Linked DNA regions of Homo sapiens: region 1 is linked to region 2. Evidence: chromatin loops called from intact Hi-C (ENCODE). Cell type or tissue: Panc1. All regions are shown on one strand. Each heading gives the region's core, and the rest is flanking DNA. Links, peaks and the distances in the headings are about the cores only.

Region 1 (5,471 bases), core at 1,997-4,496, 170 kb after region 2:
AACCCAGTTTAAGATGTAGATTCTGGCCGGACCCGGTGGCTCATGCCTGTAATCCCAGCACTCTGGGAGGCCAAGGAGGAAGACCACAAGATCAAGAGATCAAGACCAACCTAGCCAACATGGTGAAACCCTATCTCTACTAAAAATATAAAAATTAGACGGCTGTGGTGGCACGCGCCTGTAGTCCCAGCTACTCAGGAGGCTGAGGCAGGAGAATCGCTTGAACCCGGGAGGTGGAGGTTGCAGTGAGCAGAGATTGCGCCACTGCACTCCAGCCTGGCAACAGAGCAAGACTCCGTCTCAAAAAAAAAAAAAAAAAAGTAGATGTTGAATGAATAGGACTGAGAGTCTGTGTTCCAGGTACTGCTGATGCTGCAGGTCTGCAAATGACACTTTAACCAGAAGACTCTGGGGGATCTGGGAAGTGAGCCCTTTCTCAGGGAACATGCAGCATTAACTCCTGTTGTATTAACCCTCTCTTTTTAGCTTACACATCGTGTCATTAAAAAAACAAAAGCAGTCAAAAAATCAAAACTCTAATTCTTCTGCATCTGTTGGCCTCTTTCTTCCAACATACCATGGTTCTACTGTGACAACGATGCCATCTCATTCATTTCAATATCCCAAGACTGACAAAGACAGACCCTCAATAAACGCCCGTTAAACCATATTATATCTAACAGAAGGTCCCCAACTTATAATGGTTGGACTTATGCTTTTTCAACTTTACAATGATGGAAAACGATTCCGTTTTTCACTTTCAGTACAGTATTCAATAAATTACATGAGATATTCAACATTTTATTATAAAATAGGCTTTGTGTTAGATGATTCTGCTTAACTGCAGATTATAAGTGTTCTGAGAATGTGTAAAGCAGGCGAGGCTAAGCTATGATGTTCGGTAGGTTAGGTGTAGGTATTTCTTTCTAATTCACTTGTTGTTAAGGTATTTTTGCTTATTGGTCTGTCTTTCCCATTTGATTATCAATTTCTTGAAGACAGAGACTCCTTTTGTTCTGTGGTGCACAGTCTGGCACACGATGGGCACTCAGTAAATGACTGTTGACCTAGAGTGGATGACTGACCTTATAAACCACTACTTTCAGGTTCCTAGAGAAAACACTAAGAACGCATCCTGAATTTGCAATCCTTTTTTCTAAGGATTTAAAATGCTCACATGTATGAGTCATGTGAGTGTTCACAGAAGTTCAGTAATACACACTGAAAGGGTCATCAGCTCCACCTGACAAGAAAATGGTATATATTATACTTCTTCCCAGACAACCTTATCAACACAGAAAACAACAGTTAACAATACCTCAGTCTTCCCACATTCATCGGGTGGATCCTGGTGTATGGCCACTTGATACTTGACATACAAAGAAAAGGACTGGCTGAAAGACGACTTGAACTCTGGGTCCTCAAAGGAGACAGGTACTAACCTCACCTTCAGAGCAAGGAAAATACAAGCAAATGCTATTGAAACATCTCTGATGATATGCTTCTGAAGGTGAGGCTACAGTAAGATCTCCACAAATCCACGCCAAAGCTCGAACTCGAATTTGTCATGAAAAGAAACCTTAGACGAGGCAGACGGGTGCAGAGACCGAAGTGCTAACTGTACTAAAACTTATGAAAATCTCAACCTCATAAGAGCCAACAATTTGTTCTTTTTTTTTTCTCTCTCTCCACTAATTGTAGTTTTCTGCATAAACTAGAGTCAATATTGTTGTTAATCATGGTGATGATCGCTACTTTTGCCACCTCTACTTATACTAAGTGTTTTAAGCTTTTTTCCTTTACAGATTTTTCTTGGGTCATTTAACTTACAAAATTATTAGCATATGAGTTCTTCTATTAAAATGTTCTACTATCTTCCTTTTTTAGTCCCACTCAATTGTGCAAGGGTAGCACATTAATAAAGAATAATTTAACTGGGATCAATTATTCCTACATACATCTTTCAAATACAGATAAAGCATTAAAATCATGTTAGGCAAAGTACGTATCTACCATAAAAATATAGTTTCCTGAGTTTTCCTCACAGGTATTTTAATTTAGAGCTCTATTACTATCTTTTAGATAAATGCATCTAAAATAGTGACTTTAAATAATTTTACATGTTACTTTGACTCTGAAATTATACATGGCTGGTACTTAACATGGCACTAGGTAAAATTTGCACTTTCAGAATGTCCATTAATTCAGTCTTAGGTCTTTGCAGATATGCTGCAAATTGAACACAAATAAAATGTAGCACAAATAAACCAAGATTTCATTAAATGATATTAAGTGGAAGGGAAAGCTCTGTTTGCACAGGAAAATTACACTTGGCCTGCTGACCTGGCTTTCGGTTGGCGTATCAGGTGGGTTCTTGTGAATAACCATCTGGTAACGTTTATAGACCTGGTAAGACTCCAGAAGTGTGGCTTTGAACTGCGAACTTGGTGGAGATGATCTCACCACCCTCACCTTCAGAAGCAGTTAAAAAAACAAGTTTACTAATTCATTCATTTATTCATTCTGTGGAATATGCATTAAGAGTAACTCCCATCCAAGAAACCAAGTTTCAACAATTATTAAAGCACCTAAATATTTTAATATTAAAAACCAACCAGTTAGTAAATAAAGAAAAAAGTTATTTTTGTAACTTACAGACTCATTAAGAAGAGGACGATCCCCTCTAAACTATAAGCCTCAGCTTTCATGACTGAATTATGTAAGCCTGCCTCTACTGTAAACTGGCAGAGTATTTCCAGCACTCGTACACACACGACACATACACACACAAATAAATACCCTCTAGTTGTGCACAACTACCAGTAATTCTAAGAAAGACTAAAAATATGAATACATTTTTTGGCCACTCATTCATCATTGCTAACCCTCAACTTAAAACTTGACTGTTTGAGTTAAAAAGACCTCATAAAGTTTTCCTACTTCATAGCATAGTTAACAACCATGACTCTGAAGTCACATTTCCTTTGTTCAAATCTTACAATGTCACCATCTTGGTCAAGTAACCTTGTAAAATAAGGATAAGTTTAAAACAGTAATTGCACGCAGTAATGGCTAACATTTACTTTAACATTATTTACTAGCCACTTAAAATGTATTAGCAAAACAGAACAGTAAAACAGTCAAATGCAATGCAATGAAAACAGCTGGAAACTGGACATGTGTGCCGTGAGACGTAATTCTATGAAGAAAGAGCGACACCCAGTGGTAAAAGATCTCTATACATCCTGAGTATCATTACATTCAAAAAGTACAAGTAACCACTGGAGAACTGTTATGTTAAGCGTGCTTGGCCTCCTGAATACATTACTATTTATGATCAAAGATAAAAGACACCTTGTAAAATATTTTAAGTAGTGTATTCAACTCTGTTTACAATTTTGGAAGGACAAAAAAATCTGTATCCAAATCAGAGTAGCCAAGGAGTTATAAAAGCTAAAATCTGGCCAGGCAAGGTAGCTCACACCTCTAATCCCAGCACTTTGGGAGGCCGAGGCGGGTGATCACCTGAGGTCAGGAGTTCGTGACCAGCCTGGCTGACATGGTGAAACCCTGTCTCTATTAAAAATATCAGAAATTAGCCGGGCGTAGTGGTGGGCACTTGTAATCCCAGCTACTCAGAAGGCTGAGACAGGAGAATCGCTTGAACCCAGGAGGCAGAGGTTGCAGTGAGCCGAGATCGCGCCATTGCACTCCAGCCTAGGCAACAAGAGTGAAACTCCGTCTCAAAAAAAAAAGCTAAATTCTACGTCTGATAATACATATACTGAATTAAGGCTTAGAATGCATGAAAGTTAATTTTTATTATCAGGACTTCAGTGATAAGTGATATTTTTAGATGATAGTAAGCTACAAAATTCAAAGGCTGACCAGTTACTAATCACATATGAGAATAAGATAAAAATCATTATGGCTAATGTTTTTGAATTTTTTTGAGACAGTCTTTTGCTCTGTCACGCAGGCTGGAGTGCAGTGGTGTGATCTCAGCTCGCTACAACCTCCACCTCCTGGGTTCAAGCAATTCTGGTGTCTCAGCCTCTCTAGGAGTTGGGATTACAGGTGCACGCCACCACGCCTGGCCAATTTTTATATTTTAGTAGAGACGGGGTTTCACTGTGTTGGCCAAGCTGATCTCAAACACCAGACCTCAAGAGATCCACCTGCCTCGGCCTACCAAAGTGCTAGGATTACAGGTGTGAGCCACCACATCCAGCCCTTGTTTTTGAATTTTATATATGAGAAACTAATACTGAGAAATCTTGATCTGATCTAGAAACGAAAATAAATTTGGAAAAATGGAGGAATTTGGCTCTAAAAGTATTCATATTATGCCCAAAGTGGTTTTGGCACTAATGAGAGAGGATTTCAGCAGTACAATTTAGCCCTATTTAGATAATTCCTAACTGCTGGCTTATGTATATGACACCATTTGCTGTCTTTACCAAGATCAGAATATTATAATGGATGAAATAGTGATTTGCCTTGTGTAATCTATTGTCTTTCACTATCTAAACCAAAACTGCTAAAAACACAATTTTAAAGAGTATTTCTTTCATTTTAACTATTAAATTTCAATCAAGGTAGCATGCTAAAATTGACACTGTTTTCACAAGTTTGGTGGCCAACTATGTATTCTCAAAAAGTCTTTTAAAAAAAAAGGAGTTTCCCTCAAACAGCAGTTAACTTAGTAAATACAAATGTTACTTCTTCCCAGTTCTCTTTAATTTCTTTTAAATTCTCATTATTTAACTAGCAAACATCAACTAATTAGAACTTCAAATAAAAATAAACGATATGCCCAAACAAAAAAAAATCATAATAAAACAAACAACAAAAGTCCTCCAAAGTACCTCTAACTTGTGTGATGCATTCTCTGGTAAAGACTCAAAAATTAAATCTTCGAGTGATTTTGGCTGGTTGGATTTAGCCTTTGGTGGAAACAAAGATGGTGGGTGACCTTGAGCCTGGAAACCCTCAAGTTCTCCAGCTGGGTTCTGCTGCATTAGTTTTAACCTTTTCCTTTCTTTCCGGATTTCCTTTGCTTTTCGACATGGAGGCTTACTCAAATCAGCCCCTTTGCCTAAAAAGAATTTTAAAATATTAGACCAATCACATTTGGTTCTAGAAAAGTTTTTTCACATGTCTCAAAGATTCTACAGTGTAAGTCCAAAGAGTTTCAATGGTTAGGCTAGCTTTGGGGTAGATGTTTCAGAGGATCCTGATACAGAGCTGTAAGTGGATCTAAAATTCTACCTTAGAAGTGGGAGTTGCTAGAGAAAGTAAATAGCACAGAAACTTTCCAAGGTGGCTCTTACTGCTGAAAATCTTTTTTTTCTTTTTTTTGAGACAGAGTCTCGCTCTGTCACCCAGGCTGGAGTGCAATGGCATGATCTCAGCTCACTGCAACCTCCGCCTCCCAGGTTCAAGCAATTCTCCTGCCTCAACCTCCCGAG
Region 2 (5,471 bases), core at 1,442-3,941:
CATTGGAATGGGCATGTTCTGCCATCGGGTGATATGGTAATTCTCTGCAAACGTCATTGTGCACTCATCTCCATATGCAAGTCCCAATTCAAATGAGAGGAACAGCACGACTCATGCATTTGGGCCTGCACTTAAATGCCTTATGAGCTTCAAGGAAAAGCATCAGTCTCATAAAATTTAGGAAGAGTTAACAGAAATTAAGAGTGAGTAAAGCAAAATAGCAGTGATATCTTCCTAATGATGTTCAGCCTCACTTCACCCTCCTGAACATTTTCAAGGATCTGTGGCCATGTGAAACCCTGAAGGGAAGGGAACTTTTATTCCACATGCCACTTGGATGGCATCGAGAGCTCTTTTCTGCACTTGCAGAGATTTATTTGCAAGGCTTTTCCCTCCTTTAGGATCTCAATTAGGGGCAAGTGGACTATTCCCAGGGTGAAGTGTGTTCAGCATGTAGAAAAACGCCTTTGTGTCGGTTAGTAGAATGTCCTACCATTTGCGAAATGAATTTACGAGGAAAAGTCCAAATTAAATAGGGATTACACTGATCCCTTTTAAGAATTTTCAATTCATATTGGCGCATTCTATTTTCTGGTGTGTGAGCACTAAACCAAAAACAGTCCTGCCTCAAGTGCTGGGATCTACATACCCATTAGGCCAGGAATTCATTATGCAAAGCAGCTGTTCTACCAACAGCCAAGTGTCCCAAGACAATTCCCCTCACATGTGCTTCTCCTGCTGGGAGGCACGTCAACCCCCCGCTGTGCACGAGCTCCTTTATTTGCTCCTGTCTCTTGCTGCTCATTTGGCAGCAGGTGACCGCGAAGGTGCCTGCCTAGGCACAGACATCCACGCAAGCACCACCTTCACCTCTGGGAACACTCCCCAAGCACCTATTCCTCTCACTTCCACCTGTCTGTTTCAAGGAAACAAAAGAGCAGGCAGAACAAAGGGTGCATTTCTTAGAGATTATCTTTAGTAGCTGCACATTCAAAAGCAGACAGACTGGTATTTTCCTAGGGTTACAAAGGAAAACTCACTTCTATACCTCACGTTTACCACTCTTCTGCACGAGTGTTTCTGTTGTTCTTAATGCGTTCGGAGCCTGCAAAGCTTGATATGGTCTAGTTAGGACTCGCTCCTTGGGAAAGCTTCCTAGATATTTCCAGGGAGTCCCGAGCAGCTCCAGGAGCAGGCCCTGCCTGAGGTCCCGGTTGCTGGGATTCAGCCTCCACACAACACATGGTGTTTTCTCTAGCAGGTTTCTCCAACGAGTCCGGCCTTTCTTTGGCTCCCTTAACTGAGACCAACACACACCATTCCTATGACCCCAGTTGCGTGGTTGGTTTTCTAGAACCTTATGAAAGAAATGCAATGGTAGGAAATTATATATATATATATATATATATTAGACAGAGTTTCACTCTTGTTGCCCAGGCTGGAGTGCAATGGCGCAATCTCGGCTCACCACAACCTCCACCTCCCAGGTTCAAGTGTTTCTCCTGCCTCAGCCTTCTGAGTAGCTGGGATTACAGGCACCTGCCACCACGCCCAGCTAATTTTGTATTTTTAGTAGAGACAGGGTTTCTCCATGCTGGTCAGGCTGGTCTCGAACTCCCGACCTCAGGTGATCCACCCACCTCAGCCTCCCAAAGTGCTGGGATGACAGATGTGAGCCACCGTGCCCGGCAGGGATCCTGATATTATACACAAGGTGCTAGTTAGGAGGTGACATCTGATAGGGACCCAGAAGGTTAGGTCACACTTAAAGGGGAGGGAGCATGACTGGGGAGGAAACAGACCTGGCGAAGATCAAGAAATAGGAAAGAAAGACCTGAGACAGCAGTGTATAGAAGGAGGATATAGGGGAAAGGTTGGCAGGAAAGTCTGGGCTTGCCAGGTGGGCTAGTTTAGCTTTCAATGGGCAGGCTGAGGAGCTGGCTGAGGTTAGGCCGGGGAGAGACAGATCTGCTGGCTGCTGCATTGGGCAGGTGAGCCTGGTGGCGTCTGCATAACAGGATTGGGATGGCCGCTGGTTGAAAGCCTGCTGCAATAATCCAAATAAAACACAACCAGGGCTGCCCCAGCCCAGTAAGTCTGGAAAGATAGAGAATAACGTGGGAGACTGGGATGCATCAGACACGGGATCCCATAACTAGATCATGCATTGGCAGAAATTCCTGCTTCAATGAAGACCTCCCCTCACAATTGCCTTAGTTAGCTACAGAAGAATTCATTCAAAGGCAACCCAAATCTGGAAAAAAATCAAAGATGTGGGAAATGGGAAATAGAATTCATACATTTATTTGCTATAAATATAATTATGTCAAAATGTTTTCTATCAAAAACATTGGCCCAATGGACCAATGCTAAGAAGTTTAAAAAAAAAAAAAAAAAAGCAAAGCGGCTTCTTCTGCCCCCTGGTGGCTTTTGGGGAAAAGTCACTGAAAGGGCAGAAAGAGCAAAGGGGACCAGTTTCTCTCCACTTTGTACCCAAGGGTCAACTGAGCACGCAACACCCTTAAAAATAAGGGAGAAGTGCAGAGGGCTCGCTCCCCTCCCGCGCCAGCTCTCTCTCGGTCAAGGTTGGGCCACAGCCAGTGTCTCCTCCACTAGATCCGAGCCAGTGGCTCTGCCCAGGTGGACAGCAGAGTCGCCGCTGAGATTCTAACTGCTTCCATCGGGGCTCTCGGAGCAGCTGTTGGAACAGGATGGGGAGCAGAGCAATTCTGACAGTGTCAGGAAAACATCCCCCTGGCTTCCCCGTGCCCAGGCTTGAAGACCCAGGGGCTGGATACACAGCCACGGACACAACAGAATTCACTTTTAACGAGGCTTCAGAAAACAACGTTTAACTATATAAACACCTGTTTTTGGAAAATGCTGCAGATCTATTTCCAAATACTGTCTTCCAGCCCACTCTCGCTCCCACTGAGGCAGCATCCCACGGGACCCAACGTCACCACTTTTCCAGTCCAAAAAATGTGCTTTCGATGTCCTGATTTGAGGCTGCTCTTCCTCTAACCTGTGCGGCTCTGTGAAAAGCCAATTTTAAGATGCGATGCCTCCTCCAGAATTCGCCTGTATGCAGAAGAATGATGCAGAAGGAGGCAGAAAAGCCGGAGCAGTTGGGGGCAAGATGAAAACAGTCTAGTCATTATCAGTTAAACTGTAACTGCGTGCGGCAGCGTGCTGAGCGAGACAATCAGCGGAGCCCGTGAAATGTTGCTGGTTTTCCAGATAGCCCGTTTAGTTTTGTCTCAAACAAAACAAACAAAAATGTGCATAATTGTACCCAGGTCTCAAGCCCGTTTTATTTCTCCATTATACCAAGGAAAACTTGAATGGTGGCCCCACTGGAGTGAGGCTCCCGTGAATATGAATAATTGTTCATGAATATGAATAATGGGTTCCTATGAATAATTGTTTATCCACATTCGATTAGAGAGCAGCAGCCATTAGCATCTTTTTAGCCTTCTGACATTAGGGTCTTCTTTGTGAGCAGGTATTTAAAATGGATTCAATTCCACGGTCTTGAAGGCCTGTTCCGATATCGTGAATTTTGCAGATAACTGTAATTTATCCTGTAAGAGAACCTTTTGATTGCTTTAACTATGAAATATTTCCATTGCATTATACATTTGCTTATAATAGAGTATAGGAAATGTATTTTAACCATTTCCTGGACAATTCAACATTGTCATTACCAAAGTCAACTCTCCGACTGGCCTGAAACTACCCTGTTGTTTAGATAACCTTAGCTAAGTAGAGTTTACTCCACCTTTTTTCTGTAATGTTTGTTAAAACTTGAATCTTGTGACCTTTCTTTTTTGGTTGATACCTGCTTTGATCAAGATATAACGGGCTGAAGAACAGCAGCGAGGCTGCGTGCTGAGCTGTCTACACCTGCAAATCTCATCAACTCCTATCAGCTGGGCAGCAGGTTGCCCAGTTCACCACTCCTGATGAGGAAGCTGAAGTTTGCTGAACTTCCTTCTGGCACTAACGTCACACACTTCATAGCGCTCCTAGGACTTGAACTTAGTCTGGTTTGCCTTCCAAGTCCAGATTCTCCAAAACATTTTTTCTTTTTCTTTTAACTTACTAAGTAGGTGAATAAAAGGATGCGGGTGCTTGCTGGGGGAATGTGGCCAGAAGGTTGCTCCCGGTCTGATGTCAGCGCTCCCTACCCACGGTTGTCCACAGGGCACGGGTGGAATGCTGTCGGCCATGCACAGGGAGAGCTGGTCAGGGTAAAATGTGCAACCTTCCATTAGCACGTTGTTTCCAGTTCACTTTTTCCTTTTACTTTGGTGCCAAAAATTTCTTCAGAGAAACATCTCCACAAAGCCCCATGCTCTTTCTCCTATACCACATAGCCCTAATGGCGCTCCCAGGAATAAGGCAGGAGATTTGGTGCATGAATTCCAGCCCATTCTAGCTGCTAAGCGGTGATTGTGTTTCCTTCCTTTCTGCCTTTTCTATGTTCCAGATGGTGAAGTGGCCAGATAAGCAGCCTACAGATAAGTGAGGTCTACAATTCATCACACACCGATAATGCTGACATATAACAGTTTCCGTATCTTTACAAAGGCAATAAATGGGTAAGAGAAATGAATAACACTCATTAGAATAAGGCCAAACTAGTCTCCAGATTTTCCCTTTAAACTTCGCTCCTTTAGTTCCAAACTTTCCCAACAGAATAATTAGTGACTTTATCAGAAATATTAAATACTTCAAGCATAATCACCAGCTGCTGTAGATGCAGAAGCATTAATTGCATACTGCTGGCCACACACTGATTATTTTCCTGGCTTTGTTAGTAAAATAACAAATAGAATTGCAACGTGGCTCAAGAACAGGCAGAAACCAGGAAGACTGGAAGTAGTCATTCGTACTTTCTGCAGGCGCTGCCCTTCATTCTTGCACAGAACTCCCATGGCCACTGCCCGTCAGCAGGGGCCCCTTCCAATCTCCCACCCCCACAAGCTCTGCCCAAGGGGATCAGCAACCAATTTTTGGTGAAGCAAGTCCAGACCAACCTCCCCATATCTAAATGAAATGCCTCCACTGAAATTCCATATGATCTATGGATTGAGACATTGACACGCAGCTTGGGTTAGAAGTAGGCTGGGAAAAAACCCTAGTAATCAAAATTGCCCTAAAAAATGCAATAAAGGAATAAAACATCTCCAAAAGGCAGAGCCATAAATCTTTCCAATCTTTCTTCTGGGCTGATTTAATCATGTGTACTATCCACCAGCTGTATGTTAACCAGTATAAGGGAGATGTTATGATGAGTATTTATTTTCTCCCACCTTTCTTTTGCAGAGTTAGGTCACTGAAGATTTTTGAGTAGACTTCTTTTGTAAGATGCATGAACATCCTTTGATTGCTATAGATTCAGAGATTGTTATTGATAAAGTTTTTTATTTGGATAAAATAAATATGCAACTAGAAAACTAGAAACC

What was found. A loop is a pair of places that touch in the nucleus more often than their neighbours do. Peaks named below come from ENCODE experiments on the same cell type or tissue, not always from the same donor. Only the 100,000 strongest peaks of a DNase experiment are listed, where the experiment ranks them.
Region 1: it touches region 2 in a loop (4-fold over the local background); 5 of 110 quality-filtered maps call a loop at or near these places.

What each region holds. Positions count from the first base shown.
Region 1 is chr10:121,897,523-121,902,993 of GRCh38, forward strand. ATE1 (arginyltransferase 1) reads right to left here. Exons shown (of 12, transcript NM_001001976.3): 6 at 4,869-5,098; 7 at 2,344-2,472. Among named protein-coding and RNA genes, the nearest start is that of ATE1, 28 kb to the right of the region's middle. In Panc1, for the core only: a CTCF peak has its summit at 3,232 (motif pointing left); a DNase peak (open chromatin) is centred at 3,209.
Region 2 is chr10:121,732,299-121,737,769 of GRCh38, forward strand. No RefSeq gene overlaps it. Among named protein-coding and RNA genes, the nearest start is that of FGFR2, 140 kb to the left of the region's middle. RefSeq lists an enhancer at 411-1,003. In Panc1, for the core only: CTCF peaks have their summits at 2,463 (motif pointing left) and 2,699; no DNase peak of the experiment used is centred there; H3K4me3 peaks cover 497 bases; H3K27me3 peaks cover 1,046 bases.